Linked DNA regions of Mus musculus: region 2 is linked to region 1. A link is a loop called in an ENCODE intact Hi-C map of the cell type or tissue named here. Cell type or tissue: left cerebral cortex. All regions are shown on one strand.

Evidence for each region. A loop is a pair of places that touch in the nucleus more often than their neighbours do. Peaks named below come from ENCODE experiments on the same cell type or tissue, not always from the same donor. Only the 100,000 strongest peaks of a DNase experiment are listed, where the experiment ranks them.
Region 2: a loop joins it to region 1, with 4 times the contacts of the local background. A loop is called at or near these places in 2 of 42 quality-filtered maps.

Annotation. Positions count from the first base shown.
Region 1 is chr11:23,007,328-23,009,827 of GRCm38, reverse strand. It overlaps Fam161a (family with sequence similarity 161, member A), which reads right to left and starts at 1,481. Exons shown (of 5, transcript NM_001363283.1): 1 at 1,202-1,481. In left cerebral cortex, a CTCF peak has its summit at 1,439; DNase peaks (open chromatin) are centred at 435, 727, 1,501 and 2,035; H3K4me3 peaks cover 1,602 bases; H3K27ac peaks cover 1,469 bases.
Region 2 is chr11:23,883,604-23,886,103 of GRCm38, reverse strand. Papolg (poly(A) polymerase gamma) reads left to right here. Exons shown (of 22, transcript NM_172555.2): 4 at 532-613; 5 at 831-940; 6 at 1,990-2,043. Among named protein-coding and RNA genes, the nearest start is that of Gm12061, 9.4 kb to the left of the region's middle. In left cerebral cortex, no CTCF peak of the experiment used is centred here; no DNase peak of the experiment used is centred here.

The sequences.
Region 1 (2,500 bases):
AAATAAAACAAAAAAGCCGAGGATGTAGCTGTTGGTACACCACTTGCCTAGCAAGCACAAACCCTTCGGCCCACCCCAGCACTGCTAAGGAACAGGGTGTCGAGGGAGCGAGTGCCCGTCCTGGTGCTTTATCCCAGCAGAGTGCTGGTTTAAGTCCAAGGTTCCCGGCTTTTAAAGTGAATAAAAGCTGGGCGTTTTTATTACACACCTTTAAACTCAGGAAGCAGAGGTAGGCAGAGCTCTGTGTGTTTGAGGCCAGCCTGGACTACACAGAGTGAGTTCCAGAACAGCCAGGCTATGTCTCAGAAAACAAACAAAAATTTAAAAGGATGCTAAGATGTTTTAACTGTTAAGAGCACTTGCTGCTCTTGCAGGGGACCTGGGCTTGATTCCCAGCATCCATATGGTAGCTCACAACTCTCAGTAACTCCCAAGGCACACATTCATACACATAAATCTAAAAACAAACACACAAAATGAATAGAACAGATGAAGGAGAGGGGGTGGTTACATTCAAAATATACTGTATGAAATTTTTAAAGAATAAAAGCATTGCTGGAGAGATGGCTTAGTGGTTATAAGTACTGGTTGCTTTTCCAGAGGTAGAGATTATGTGTGTGTGTGTATAATCTCCTCCTCCATATATATCCTTCTGCTAGAAACATATAACACATCCAGGACATAATACTGAAAATGTTTTGTGAAAAGATCTCACTGCACCCATATCATCCCTTTAGGGAACTGGGATTTCGGCGGTTTGTTTATCTGGATGCTTCTCTACATCTGGAGCATCTGTCCACTGAACTTCAAACACGGTTTGCTAATGGACTGCTAAAATCCACTCCTAACAAAAACTGATAAAACACACTTGTCAGTACAACTTATCATCTGAAAGTTGATCTTTTATGAAAACTATGGGCACATCAGTTGTCTTCGGGGGGGGGGGGGGCAAAAATAAATGTAAAAATCAGAACTAAAAAATTATTTATTCCCAAGATATACTGGAGAATAAATAGGAAGTAGAGTTCTGTTCTTTGCATACTCTAGAAATAGCTATAAAAAAACCACTCTCCAATAAAGTTTTGCAGCAACCTTTAGTTGGGGCAGAGAGCAGGGAGGGTCTACAGAGGACACCGCATTTCCACCCGTCCTGCCCGAGACGATCGGACAGCCCTCAGACCCCTCCGGGCTCTCACATTACCGACGCCCGCATCTGCCACACTTTCTTCTGTTCCTCCTCCTCCATGGCCGCCGCCAACCCCGCTGCTACCAAGGACTCTAAGGAGTCTTCGCTTTCGTACTGGGCGACCCTTGCTCCGGTGATGGGATTTGCAGACAGGAGAAGGCTGGCTGCCGCCAGTCTGGCCTCCTGGTGCGGCGAAGCCATCGCCCCGCCTCCAAGCCCAAGCGCCCGCGCCCGCCCAGGGCGGCGTGCAGGCGCTGCCACCTAGCTCACAGATCCTGGCTTGGGGCGAGCGGTTACTAGGGGCTCGGTTACTAGGGACGCTACAGGAGGTGGCGACGGACCATAACGCACGCAACGTCCTTTTTCACTGTCACAAATGCGAACCCCGAGTCCAGCTAGTGTCTAATGATGGTTTCTGATACAAGCCTGCGGTTTCTAGAAGCATAACTGTCTGAAGCTACACAAACGACTACCACAGCAAGCTAAAGTAAAACGCAATCTTCAAGCTAATTGCTCAATGGGAGTCTCACCAGCGCCGGAACAATTACTGATTCACTTGAATGACACCCAGGTCTCCGGCAAGGGACTGAGCTTTTCTCTGGTTTCTAGCTTTATTTCTGTCTAACTACCTAAACGAGAACTTCTCGCGGTATACGGACTTAAAGCAGAAAGCGCGTTTTAACTAGCTGGATCAACATATTAGGGCACAGAGGGACAGGAAGGACCGGGTGTTGGGTGACCATCCCAAGAAAAGAACAGGCTTTGCAGCGCGCTATTCAACATGGCGGAGAACCCAGTTCATCTCTAATTGACAAGAACCAGCGGGTTGACCAATCAGAAGGAGAATACTTATTTGTCCCACCCTCTTTTTTCTCGACTGACCAGTAAGACACTAGACATAGGAAGTGTCTGTCACTCAGACCAGTGAGTGAGATGTGGTAGCTTGTCTAGCGGTTCTGCAGCTAGCTTAGCGGCAGATTAGAGGGGGCGAGAGCCTACAAGGACCACACCCTCCCAGCTCAGCCCTGCCAACCTCCTGATCGGCCTCAGGTTTTTGGCCACTTTGGATGCTTTTTCAGTGAACTCTCAGCCACCTGCAGCATAACACTTTACTTAGAACCCCAGCTAGCGCCCCTGTCCCCACCCTAAGGTTCCAGTACTTTCCACGTTATGCGGCACACCTTCCACAGAACCTGTTTCTGACGCAGTTGTTACCACCCCTTCCTTGTTCCCCTCTGCGAAGCACCTATCACCTTACCTTCCCTGCCTCCTGTTTCAAAACGGTTGAGCTTGCCTTTTCCAACGGAACTGATG
Region 2 (2,500 bases), 880 kb before region 1:
GAGGCAGAGGCAGGTGGATCTCTGAGTTCGAGGCCAGCCTGGTCTACAAAGTGAGTTCCAGGACAGCCAGGGCTGTACAGAGAAACCCTGTCTCGAAAAACCAAAAAAAAAAAAAAAAAAAGAAGAAGAAGAAGAAGAAGAAATATCTAGTAAGCACTTGGAATTGGCCCTGGAAAGAGGTAGAAGTAACTTTTTAATTATGATACAATTAAAGAAATAAAAGTGAAATCTTTCCATTTGTTCTTATAAAATGCTCCCATCAAGAATGACCTCACTCTGAAGAAGGCTAAAAAGCATGTAACAAAAACTAAAGAGAAGACGGGGATTGGCTGAGACTTTTACTGGAAAGAGCTGCAGTTCATTAATTTGATAGTTGAGTTCCTTAAAGGGGCCTTAAAGTGCTTTTACACATCTCTTCAACAGGATTGGCAAATGTACAGTGTATCAGTTGTGCAGTAAAAGACTGGAAACTTGTACATGTTCTTTATGCAAAGTAACTTAAATGATTGAATGCCTTTTGCTTTATTTTAGAATCTCCCACCTTCTGTTGTGGCTACTGTTGGTGGTAAAATTTTCACATTTGGATCTTACAGGCTTGGAGTACACACCAAAGGTAATTGCTTTTTAGTTATGTTCTAGTGATAAGAATTTTTAGGAAACTGTTTTACTTGTTTACAATTAGCGAGTACTGAACATAGTTCCCATATCTTACTACTGTTAATAAACACTGTCTTATACTCATCTTTCATACCTAGTTCTGCATTTATGTTTATGTAAACTTTAATGAAAATATAATTTATCATTCTTAAGAAATAATTTTATTTTTTTAGGAGCTGATATTGATGCACTTTGTGTTGCCCCAAGACATGTAGAGAGATCAGATTTTTTTCAGTCCTTTTTTGAAAAATTGAAACATCAAGATGGCATTAGAAACTTAAGAGTAAGTATCTTTTGACATCTCATATTTTGAACATAGAAACAGCTATAAAAGCAAGGACTTAGAATTAATGACTTATCTCCGAGTTGCTGTATCTTGCTAATATCATGCATAAGCATCAGGAACATGGACTTTATAGCTCTGTAGACACACCTGTAGCTCTGAGATCTCAGTCAAGCAGCGATCTGTCTGAGCTTGGTTTTCCATCTATAAAAGTAGAGAATTGGTGATAACATAAGCTAGTTTCAAGGATCAGACAACTTACTGTAATATTTGATAAGTGATTGATGTATATCCAATTGTGGGTGATATGTGTGAGGCTCAGTTAATAACTATGTGTATATCTAGCCCTTCATTGACAAGTAACATTTCCATTCTAGCAAACTATAAAACACTGACCTCAGTTCTAACAACATAATTTTGTATATTTATAAGTGTGTGGAGGTTATCATATGGGTGTGTGTTTATGGAGGCCACAGGACAATTTTAGGTATCATCCTCAAGACATGTCTACCTTCTGTCAGACAGAGCCTCTTATTGGCCCAGATCATCTACAAGGGTACACTTTCACTGGTCAGTAAGCCCTAGGAATGGATCCTCCTACTTCCTCCCTAATGCACTGTTGTGCCCTGCGTTAGGATCTGTGGATTGAACTCTTGTTTCATGTCTGCAGGTCAAGTTCTGAGCCAGCCCCTACCATACTTGTTTGATAAATATTTTTTTAAAAATTTTACACTACTGCTTTTGAGTCTCATGCATTCCAGGCTCAAATTCATTGTGTAGCTAACAATGACCTTGAACTGTTGATCTGTCTCCTGAGTACCAGGACTACAGGAGTGGGTGACCATACATTTTATACTTAATACTTTTTGTTAATAATCAATTTTCAGTTAAGACTTCAGATATGATATCAAGATAACAACAGTTCTGCTTTAGCATTTCTGACAGATATTCTTAACAGGATAAGTTAAATAGCAGGCACAAATCTGTATGACCTAAATAAAAGGCTAACCCGTGTGTGTTTTTTGTTTTTTTGTCTTCCTCTTTTATAGGCTGTAGAAGATGCTTTTGTACCTGTTATAAAATTTGAATTTGATGGTATTGAAGTAAGTGTTTAATATATTTTTAATTGTACAATTGAAATATTTAACCTGTTAGTTTTGTTTCAAAATCAGACTTAGCATGGGCACATTTTATTTGGTTTGGTTTGGGTTTGGGTTTGGGTTTGGGGTTTTGAAATAATCTCACTAGCTGACCTCCTGAGTGCTTGCCTGGTACTAACCACAGTTTAAAGAATTTAATAGTAGTCTTTTCACCTTCTTCTTGTTTCTCTTGACCACTCATCAATGGAAAACTTGCAAACCTCCATTTCTTTCCTCATGCTTTTTGTACACCACCTTTCTCATTCCTATAATCATCGAAAATAATTGCACTATTATAATTTTGTTTGGAGCAGTGTTGTATTTACAGTATCATCTTAAAAACAGTTTCAAATCTCAGTATTGATTATACTGACTTACTACAATTCCTTTGCCCTATAACAGGTTTTTCACTTGGGAGTTA